Linked DNA regions of Homo sapiens: region 2 is linked to region 1. A link is a contact called in ENCODE Hi-C or POLR2A ChIA-PET data. All regions are on one chromosome and are shown on one strand. The core of a region is the stretch at or near the end of the contact, and the rest is flanking DNA. Distances in the headings are between cores, read along the strand shown.

What was found. A loop is a pair of places that touch in the nucleus more often than their neighbours do. ChIA-PET counts read pairs that join two places held with the same protein, here RNA polymerase II (POLR2A). Pooled maps may share reads with other maps.
Region 2: a pooled map shows a loop between it and region 1 (2.4-fold over the local background). The contact joins the promoter of CLCF1 here to the enhancer-like site in region 1. A Hi-C loop is called at or near these places in 6 of 50 pooled maps. POLR2A ChIA-PET finds 5 or more read pairs at or near these places in 4 of 52 experiments (A549, H1, PC-9 and 1 more).

What each region holds. Positions count from the first base shown.
Region 1 is chr11:67,166,987-67,172,052 of GRCh38, forward strand. The region is part of intron 2 of KDM2A (lysine demethylase 2A); the gene reads left to right. Among named protein-coding and RNA genes, the nearest start is that of KDM2A, 50 kb to the left of the region's middle. Within about 2 kb of position 2,090, at least 6 of the 41 ENCODE cell types and tissues checked have a DNase peak (open chromatin) inside an H3K27ac peak, as active enhancers do; they include PC-9, where a contact is called at or near this core.
Region 2 is chr11:67,370,631-67,376,413 of GRCh38, forward strand. It overlaps CLCF1 (cardiotrophin like cytokine factor 1), which reads right to left and starts at 2,968. Exons shown (of 3, transcript NM_013246.3): 1 at 2,894-2,968. The coding sequence starts at 2,909. The region is part of intron 2 of LOC100130987 (a long non-coding RNA gene); the gene reads left to right. RefSeq lists silencers at 2,357-2,696, 3,257-3,306.

The sequences.
Region 1 (5,066 bases), core at 840-3,339:
AGAATCACTTGAACCTGGGAGACGGAGGTTGCAGTGAATTGAGATCATACCATTGCACTCCAGCCTAGGCGACAGAGCGAGACTCTGCCTCAAAAAAAAATTAAAAAGTTTAATATTGCGAGTTACTGCTTTTGTTAGCACCCAAGGAGACAAATATATGCATATTCTAGTAAAACCTTTGGAAAAACCAAGAATGTGCCTTAGATATAACATCTAAACTCAGATTGCTTCTCTTCAAGATGATGTTGAGATGCCTTATCCTCATCTTGAATTGATAGCCACATTTTGTTGTTGTTGTTGCAGAGTTGTGATGATATCATAGTTAAATGTGCAGCAAGCACACTGAACAGTTGATTATACCTGATGGTATGCAGGAAGGCAGGCAACAGTGATGGGAGAGATCTAGCACTTTTAACTCATTTCTTGACCAATTAGTTTTGTGGAGGGCTTGTTTGTGGTCAGGGTAAGTGTATCCCGACTCTTTTAGGATCATTCTGTATATAAGTAGCTATTTGACACTAGTTCTTGGGGGAACTTTTTAGGGAATAGTTTACTTTTGTATATTCATCTTCTCTTGAACATTCTGCCTTCACAGCTATCTTTTTTTTTTTCCTTAAAGGTCCTACTGACTAAATATTTTTTTTTAATCAAGAGACTTAGGTACGCATAAGCTTCCTGCTAAATTCTGTAGACACCTTCTATTTATGGGTTACATTATCTGGTTGTTGGAATTATTGTGATCTAACATTTTTCATGTATGGAAACTGTTCTATGTACTGTTGATCTCTGTAGAATTTGATCTTTTCCAGAATGTATTTGAAGGCTGACCTTTCAGTAAAAGAAATGCAAGCTTTTCAGCCATGTTAATTTATCACTGCATCTTCTTTGTAATATATATGGCAGTTATGTTAAAAGTAAACATGTGTTTTTCCTTATTCTCTGTGCTCAGGCCATTTATCATTTAGGGACAAAAAGTTTTATATAGATCAAAAGATAAAAACTTGGGCCTAAGGCTTAGTCATTGTAAGGCAGTGATTCCGACTCTTTTTATACTTCCTTAGGGCATTTTAATTAAAATCCATCATGAGATATGAAATTATCAAACTTTGTATAACCTTTTATTTTAGAAGAAAGTTTTATATATATCTTATTAATAAGGAGATACTGATAAATCTAGTAAGTGAAGAGAAACCCCCTAAAATTTGAAGAGATCACTGCTATAGAGGAGCAACACAGTCTGTATCTATGGTCTTTGGAACTTGGTAGATGTCCAGTGAAGTTATGCTGAATGAATCAGCATTTTTCTTATGTGGCTTCTTAGGTGGAGCTTCCCCCAAACCCTCTGTGTTAGTTGTTCTTCCTACTGGGCTTCAATAACATTTGTATCTACCTGTCTTAATACATAGCACATTAAATTGTAATTCTATAATTTATTTACATATTTGTTGCCCCCTAGTGGCCAGCAATCTTCTTGAGTGCTAGGACTACATTTTAATTTTTGTATACAGAGTGTCTGGCTATTTTTTCTATATTCAGCATGGTCTTGTATGAATTATAATACACACACACACACACACACAGTCTTGTATGAATTATACACACACACACACACACACACACACACACACACACACACACACACACACACACACACACACACACACACACACACACACACGGTCGGGGGGATAGACAGCAATGTCCGTCTATCCACATATGGCCCAGTGTGTGACCTGGCAGCAGTGCTGGGTTTTCAAAAGGTTGCAAAGAAGAAAATGAAAGCAACAGCGTTTTAAAGTTCAGTTGATTTTTTGGATATGTATGCATTCATATGTTGTGGGAGAGCAGAGTGAAAGCCTGAGGTTGCTTTTTCCTTTAAAATGTATTTATTTATTCAAGTACATATTAAGGCTATGAAGTGGGGATTTGGTATATGTTGCAAAGATTCAGATTTAATCCATGTAGTTTTTTTTTTTTTTTTTTTTTTGAGATGGAGTCTCACTCTGTCGCACAGGCTGGAGTGTAGTGGTGTGATCTCAGCTCACTGCAACCTCTGCTGCCGGGGTTCAAGCGATTCTCTTGCCTCAGCCTCCTGAGTAGCTGGGATCACAGGCGCCTGCCACCGCGCCTGGCCAATTTTTGTATTTTTAGTAGAGATGGGGTTTCAACATCTTGGCCAGGCTGGCCTTGAACTCCTGACCTCGTAATCCACCTGCCTTGGCCTCCCAAAATGCTGGGATTACAGGCGTGAGCCACTGCACCCGGCCTAATCCATGTAGCTTTATATAACTTTACAAAACAATGCCCTAAATTTTTTTTTTTTAAATCGTATCACAGTGTGAGACATGAAAATCTAATAGTGACAAGATTGGTTTCTTTCTTTCTTTCTTTTTCTTTTTTTTTTTTTTTTGAGATGAAGTTTCGCTCCTGTTGCCCAGGCTGAAATGCAGTGGCACCATCTCGGCTCACTGCAACCTCTGCCTCCCAGGTTCAAGTGATTCTCGTGCCTCAGCCTCCTGAGTAGCTGGGATTACGGGCCTGAGCCACCATACCTGGCTAATTGTTTTTTGGTAGAGAAGGGTTTTCACCATGTTGGCCAGGCTGCTCTTGAACTCCTGACCTTAGGTGATCCTCCTGCCTCAGCCTCCCAAAGTGCTGAGATTATAGGCATGAGCCACTGCGCTCAGCCCATCACTTGGTTTCTTTTTTCTTTCTTTTTTCTTTTTTCTTCTCTCTCTCTCTCTCCTTCTCTCTCTCTCTCTCTCTCTCTCTCTTTTTTTTTTTTTTTTGAGACGGAGTCTCACTCTGTCACTCAGGCTAGAGTACAGTGGCGAGATCTCGGCTCACTGCAACCTCTGCCTCCTGGATTTAAGTGAGTCTCCTGCCTCAGCCTCCTGAGTAGCTGGGATTACAGGCACGTGCCACCATGGCAGGCTAATTTTTGTATTTTTAGTAGAGATGGGGTTTCACCATGCTGGCCAGGCTGGTCTCGAACTCCTGACCTCGTGATTTGCCCACCTCGGCCTCCCAGAGCGCTGTGATTACTGGCGTGAGTCACCATGCCTGGCCCACAGTTTCATCTTTTTAGAGGTCTATAATAAATTATAACTACAAATATAGGAAGTGAGAACACATTTTCATGGCATACACACAATAAATGTACCGAGTTCAAACACCTTGTGATAGAAAATGCTGATTAGAAATAGCAGTGTTTTCATTTCAGCCAGAATAGTTGAACAACCAGTAGTTTGTCAACGAAAAGCTAGAATTAGAAACCAGGAATGGTGGAATATTAGATAAACAATAATATAGCTAGAAATGTAGTGTCCCTTAACAAATATCAGAAATCTCTTACCCCAGGGAAGATCCTTTGCTAATCCTTTATCCTACCAAGCATGGGGTTTTTTTTTTTTCTTTCTTTCTTTTTTTTTTTTTTTTTTTTTTGAGATGGAGTCTCGCTCTGTCGCCCAGGCTGGAGTGCAGTGGCGCGATCTCAGCTCACTGCAAGCTCCGCCTCCTGGGTTCGCACCATTCTCCTGCCTGAGCCTCCCGAGTAGCTGGGACTGCAGGCACCTGCTACCACACCGGGCTAATATTTTTGTATTTTTAGTAGAAACGGGGTTTCACCATGTTAGCCAGGATGGTCTCGATCTCCTCACCCAGTGATCCGCCCGCCTCAGCCTCTGAAAGTGCTGGGATTACAGGTGTGAGCCACCGCACCTGGCCCAAGCATGGTTTTCTGACTAAAAGACATTCTTTGTTGCTGACTGGTCCCACCACTACACCTTCTCTCTCTCTGCCAGACCCATTTAAGCTGTATCTGAGGTCGTCCTTGACAATTTCTTCCGGTTACCTTAAGAGACTGGTCTGGTCGAAGTCTCAAGTGGATTTTTGTAGCATAGAGTAGTGGTTAGGACTGTCAGCTCTAGAACCAAAGTACCTGGGTTCTAGATCCTAGCCACATCAATTACTAGCTTTGTAACCTGGGCAAGTTACTTCTTTCATTTTCCTTGCTTTGGTAAAGAGGGTATTAATATCTCATAGGGATGTTGGATTTAAATATATTAATACATGCATAGTGCTTGTTACAGTACCTGGCACATGGTAGGTACTTAAACATTTAGACTCCTTTGTGCCTTTTGGAATGGGAATTGCTTAAGCTGTCCTGAAAAAATAGCCTTTAACATCTGTTTGATTGAGATTTGTGATACATAGAAGTTGAGAGGAAGATGTGGAAAGCCCTAAGAGAGCTACTTGCCAACCCCACCATCAGGTCTCCCTCAGTGTTCCTAGTCAGGACAGACGAGGCCGAGTCTGAAATTAGATAGTCTTTGAATGCAACATAAACAGACCAGAGGGACTGGTATGTAGCAAATTGTCAATATATAATGTAAATAGGAATGAAATTGAAATGATGTGAGTTGGATTCAGAGTGTAGAAGACTTTATTTTAGAACATAATGGGGCCTTAAGTTGTTTACTTCCAAGGGAAAGTTGAGATCTGAGAGGTTAAATGATTTATTAAACTGCCTATAGTTGCACAGCAAAGTAATAGAAAAAGTGACACCAGATATATTTTCCCTTTAGACACATTTGCTTTTTTGTTGTTTTTCTGCTATTACCCAAAAAGGTTAGCTTGGGTCAGCTTTACCTTTCTGTTTCTTCATGTGTAAAATAAATCCATCATTCGTCTTAATTCTCACAGTGTGATTATCTTAGGCAAGAAAAACTATTTGATACAAACTAGGTCTCAAACTCCTGGCCTCAAGTGATCCTCGTGCCTTGGCCTCCCAGAGTGCTGGGATTACAGGCATGTGCCACTGCTCCTGGTCTTGGCATGCTTACTGAAAATCAATTCACTGTAAGTGTAAGAGTTTATGCCTGCATTCTCCTTTCTGTTCCATCAATCTATATGTTTCTCCTTAAACACCAGTACCACCCAGTCTTGATTACTATATGTTTATAGTAAGTTTTGAAATTACTATAGTTTTATAGTGAGTTCTTCACTCTTCTTTTTTCTTTGGAGGCAGGATCTCACTCTGTTATTCAGGCTGAGTTCAGTGGCGT
Region 2 (5,783 bases), core at 1,718-4,217, 200 kb after region 1:
CTCTCTCTCTCTTAGCCCAAGGAAGTGACTGGCCACCCAGACAGCTGCACAGGCAGGCGCACCCGTGAGCACATGTCTTTAGCCACTTTAGCCAGCTGCCCCTCAGTCCCTGGCCTGGACACCCCCAGGCTGACCTTTCCCAGTGAGGGTGAGAGTTCAGCCATGCAGATGTGCCAGGGTGCTTAGGGTGGTAGGACAAGTCAATGGGAGTCTCTGCACCTGGGACTATAAGAGCTACGCTAAGAACTGTAAGCCCTAAATGTTGCAGCCAGGGAGGCACTGCAGAGCTCCAGAGGTGGGGCATGGTGGCCTCAGGCTGGGCTGAATATGGGAGCCAGGAGGAAAGGCCAGACCAGGACCAGCGCTGGCTGCGGTTGGAGGGGTCTGTTGAGGGGAATTGAGGGATGGAGTGGGTTAGGCGGGCAGAGTGGGTGAGGAGTGGGCTAGGGATGGAGTGGGTGAGGTCCAGGCATTGTGACGGTAGGAAACTGCCCCAGGGGCGTGTCCTGACCTACCTTCCCAGGCAAAGGCCCACAGAAACCCATCTTCCTTCCACCCTCTGGGCTGCTGCTTTCCCCTCTCTTACTTATCTCCCTTCTGCCTTTTCCTTGGTTCCTTTTACCCCAGGCCACTGAGAAGTAGCTTGGTGAGTGGGGACACATGGGCCTGGGAATTGGGAGACCTAGCTTTGCCACCAATTCGTCTGGTGACTGTGGGCTTGCACAAGGAGGTCACATTATGCAAGCTCAATTCCTCCTAGAGGAAACACACGGGGCTTCATCTCTCCTCTCCTCTCCAGCATCCCCCTTTGTGCCCTTCTCCTCCAGCCTAAATGACAGAGGTCACTGAGGCCCAGGGGAAGAAGCTGAGGGTGGGCCAGCCCCACTGCCTTATGAAGTCAGTAACCAAGCAAGCGAGACAGGAGTTGGGCTTTGGCTGGAGTGAGAGGGTTCCTGATTGTGCCACAAGAGGGCCATGGGTGTGCTCAGGGAGGCCAGCGGGGAGCCAGGGGGGAGCCCAGCAGCCCACTGAGAGCCAGAGGCAGGAGGAGCAGTGAAGGAGGAGTCCAGGGCAGTGGTGGGTGAATTGGAAAGGGTGTTGTTATCAAGAGGGGCGTGGGGGGGGAGGAGAGTGCAGGAGCCAGGTGTGCACAAGAGGTGGGACGTGGGGAGGAATGTGAAGTGTCAGTGAGCCAGTGGCTGGTGTGCAGGGGTGGCGTGCAGGGGTGGTGTGCAGAAGTGTGACGGACAAGAGTGTGGGTCTGTGAATGAAGGGGACAGGGAGCCATTGCACCCATCAGCAGTGTCACTTCTGGGGCTGCCGGGTGACAATTGCCATCTCTGCTTCCTCCCCGGTGGAGCGTGTGGCTCCAGGGCAGCGAGGGTGTCTGAGCTGGCCAGGAGCGCGTCTGGTCTGTTAGGGGAATATGTACTCGCATCCTGTCCGGTGTGAGGGGCAACGTGTGCTCCCGAGCTGTGGCGGAGGTCAGTCGGGGTCAGTGAAAGCACAGAGGTGTCCCTGGGTTAGGGTCAGAGAAGGAGGACCCAGTAGAGCAGCGTGCCCAGTGCCCCCCACCCCTAGCCTCTCTCCAAGGCTTAGCCTCCACCCGCCCGTCTCCCCTCCTCTCCTGGTAGCCCCTCACACCCCGGGGGGAGGGCCAGGCTGGGAGCTGGGGGAACAGGGGTCCTCTGGGATTGGGAGGGTCTGTGGGGAGGGCTCCAGAAGCCCAGCACGGAGTTGTGGAAAGGAAGGCGGGTGGGGAGAGCAAGCATGAGGGGACCTCTGGCGAGCCCCGGGGACTCTTTCGAAGGTTTCCTTCGAGGGGCTCGGCCGGGAAGCTGCACGGCGGCGGTTGCCAGCTGGCCCTCCCTGCTGGCGGTGACCTCTCGCTCTGGGACCCCTCCCGGCGCTGCGCCTTCCCCCTGTGTGGCCTCGGCGCCCCCGGCCCCGCCCCCTCCCGCTCCCGCCCGGTCGCTCCTTCCCCGCGGCGGGGGCGGGGGCGGGGGCGGGGGCGGGGTCCGGGGCACCGGGCTCCGGGCTCTGCCCGGCGCTGCCCTTTCCCGCGCGTCAACTCCCCTCCTGCCCGGGCTGAGCGGCTGCTCCCGCCGCTCCCTGGCCAGTGACAGACTTTTTCCTGCCGGGTCCGGCCCGGCTGCGCCAGCCCCCCGCCAAACAATAATCACTCCCAGGCCACGGTGGCCCGGGGGACTCGCGGCCGCCGCCCGCCGCCCCTACCTGCCGCCGGCTCCCCGGCCGTGGGCACCATGGAGGGTTCCGGCCGCGCGGCGCGTAGCTAGGAAGCCGCGAGTCCCGCGGCGCGGCTCGGCCCGTCCGGCCCGGCCCAGCCAGGCTCGGCGCTGCCCTCCGCCCTCCTCTCCGCCGCCCGCCCTTCCTCCCGCCCGCCCTCCTACCCCTCCCGGCGGGCCGGGGAGGGAGAGCGGCGCGGCCCGAGGTGTCGGCCTCCCCTCGCCTCCCGCCGCCCGGCCTCGGGCTCCCCCGGCCTCCCTCCCTCTTCCTCTCCCAGCCCCTCCTCCCACCCGCAGCCTCGCTCCCCGCCTCGGACTCTCTGGCCCCGACTGGTGCGCGGGGCTCTGGGGCTGCGGCTCCTACGGCCCGCCTCGCTGGGGCTCCAGGTTGCCGCCTCCCCAGGTCTGCGATCGTCCGGGCTCCCCGCCGCTCCCGGCCACCTCCTGGCCCCGCCGTGCGGACTCCAGGAATGCCGCGTCCCCGCCCGGCCCCTCTCGAGGGCGCCCAGCCGTGCCTCCCCCGGCCCGAGCCCAGCTCCCTGGCCCGGCCCCGGCGCGGGGCTCCCGGGGGTCAGGGCAGGACGGGAACCGGATCTCGTGGCTGCTTGGCGGGGCGGGGGTCGGGGCCTCGGCCGCCTGGCTCCTACCTGCTCGGAGGTCCATGGGGCTGGGGCCGGGCCGGCCGGGTGCGGCTCCTCTCCCGGAGGCTGGCGGAGTGGGAGGGCGAGCCGCGGCTCCGGCGAAGCTTTAATAATCCCATCCGCCAGGCCCACTCGCAGGTTTTTTTCGCTCGGTTTCGGATTTTTTTTTTTTTTCGGTGTGGGACATTCTGCAAACTTTTTTTTTTTTTTTCTGACGTGTAAAGCTGTAACCACAAATTGTAGCGGCCCTCCCCGGGGTGGGGGTAGGAGGGGGGAGGAGGGAAGGGAGGGCTTCTGGGGCTCCCTCTCCCTCCCACAGCACCGAGGGGGGGTGAGGTGAGGCGAGGCTGTGGCGGTACCACCCTGGGCCTCCTGGGGGAGGGGGCGGGGAGGCCATCAGTCCGTCTGAGGACTCCCAGGAGCCGGGGGACAGCGCCGGCTTCGGGTGGGCTTCTCCCCAGGCGTTGGCCTGGGACACCGCCCCCTGCCCCCTGTCCCCTGCCGATGCGGGGTCCCTGATCCAACCTACCTCTGCCTGTGCGAGGTCCCTGCTCCCACCCTACCTCTGCCTCCTCATCTCTAACCTTCCCTCCTCCTCCCCCTTGAGTAAATGCAATGACACATTCTCCCAAATGCCAGCGAGCTGGCCTGGGAGCAAGTGATGGTGTTTTTCCTGCTGCCCTTTGTCTGGGCTGACCGCCCCCCCTGCCTATTGTCCCGCCGCTTGTCCCATTTCCAAAAGCTAGAGCTAAGCGAGGCGCTGGGGCTGGGGCAGGTGACTAACCAGCTCACAATGCCCCCTGCGGGGGAGGAAGAGGGCACTGCAGGCCCACTGCCCGGCCCAGAGGCGAGAAGAGGCCACTTGGCGGGACTTTTTCCCTCAAGTTCACAAGGTTCTTCATTCTTCCTCCAGTGACCAGGGAGAATGTACATGGGTGGGGGATTTGTAATTCATTAATCAGCACGAGGCAACGGACCAGTTTCAACACCACAGGCTTCTTGGGTGACTCAGCGGGAATGCTCCGATTCAAGGCGATGGACCGCCCGAGCGTCCCCATTTGTGAAATGTTTCCCCATGAAGACCCTGGCATTCTCCTTCCTTTGGGGTTTCGGGTTGTTGGTTTTTCCGGTGGTGAGGTGGGGGTGGCTTAGCGGTGAGGGCTCCCCCTCCTTCCCGCAGGCCTGGGTTGGGATTTGCTGGGCAGGATACCTGGGGGTATGCCTGGACCCTCCCAGAGGGGGTCCCCTCCTCCCTCTCCAAGGGCTGCCGGGGAGAACACGCTCAGAGGAGGCAGCTCTAACCCAGGGCTGGGGACTGCCCTGCTTCATGATTTTCCTGGGGGAGAGTCATGTGGTCCCCAAGGCTTGGGTGCCCTATAGCCACACCACCAATTAAATCACTGGGTAATAAGTTGCTTTTGTTGTTGTTTATTTATTGTTTCAAAGTGGGAGAGGCCAGTGGTGGGCCAGACCTGGAAGGTGATGCCTCTCCCTGGAGTGGCATCAGAGATTTGTCTCCCACTCCTTCCTGGTGCCCCTGGAATGGGAGGGCACTCTGCCAGTCCAGCCCCAGCGCCTCCAACCTGTGGCCTGGGCAGGCATCCTGATCATGGCCAGTGCTGGGTCCCAGGGCAGCTCTTCCCTTCTCTGTACCGCGAGCACTGAGGTGGGGGGGTGGGGGGGGTGGGGAAGAAGTTTGTTTTCAATTACCTCACTGGAGTGGGACAGACTTTGTTGTTGGGTTGGTTTTTTTTTTTCTCTCTCTCTCTGTCCTTTCTTCCTTTTTTTTTTCCTAAACAAGGAGAAAAAGGGCTGGGAAAGGAGAGCTGGCTTGGGGTGGGGGGCAGGGGACTTTGAGGGACCTCAGTAGCAGCTCTGATGAAAACTGCCTGGAGGGACCCTTGTGAAAAGTGCTCAGGGCCTACCTCTGCCCCCCCCACCGCCCCCGCACCTCCTCCCTGCCCCCACCAGCCAGGACTCTGGAGTTTCAGTGACATTCCTGATGGATGAACCCAGTGATTTCTTGATGCCCATGCCAAGGTCAAGAAGGCAGATGCCCATGGGTGCATGGCACGGAGGCCAGCCAGGAGGTCCCCCTAGCTGCTACCCTTTCAGAGGGAGGGGGCCAAGAAGGAGGGGAGAGGGAGAAGGGGAGCCGCTTCAGCCTCTCCCTCCGCCTCGAAGCCGCTCCTTGTGGAGTCTGCACAATGTGGTTTGGATTTGGCTGAGCCCCTCAGCACCTTATAAAGCACCTTGCTGAGTCAGGGAGAAAGCAGCCCCAGTGTCGGGGGAGCGGAGGGGAGGGGGCGCTGAAGAAAGGGGCGGGGGCGAGAGAAGAGGGGTGAGACCAGAGAAGGGGCAAGACTGGGAAGGAAAGAGGAGACACAAAGAGGCAAATGGGTGGGAGTGAGAAAGAGGGGAGGAGGGAGCTGGGAGGAAGAGGGGGAAGCAGCGGATGCGGGGAGAGGAAGACACTGAAGCAGAAGGTGGGAGTGGACAACGCCATCCCCAGCACACATCCACCTGGGGCAGCCAGAAAGCACTGGTTTGCAGGAACTGAGGGCTGCAGCTCTGAAACAGGGACCCAGGCCAGGTGGGTACAGGGACAATTGGCTTTACACACAGCCCCCCAGTCCCCAGTTTGTCTTTGAATCTTAATGTAGTGACCCCGAAAGCTGGGAAAGTTGTGTTCTCCCTCTGCCTCTTGGACTTGCCTCCCTGCCCTCTCCCCTCACCTAGTGGGGGCCAAGCCTCTCCCCTCCCCTCCCCCACCTTCCACACTGCCAAAGGGAAAAGCAGCTCCATCTCCAAGCTGCCAGTGCCCCTCTGCCATGCCTGGGCAAAGGCAGCAGGCTGGGAGTTGCCAGTTGGGTTGGGTCGGGGGCTGGAATAAAGA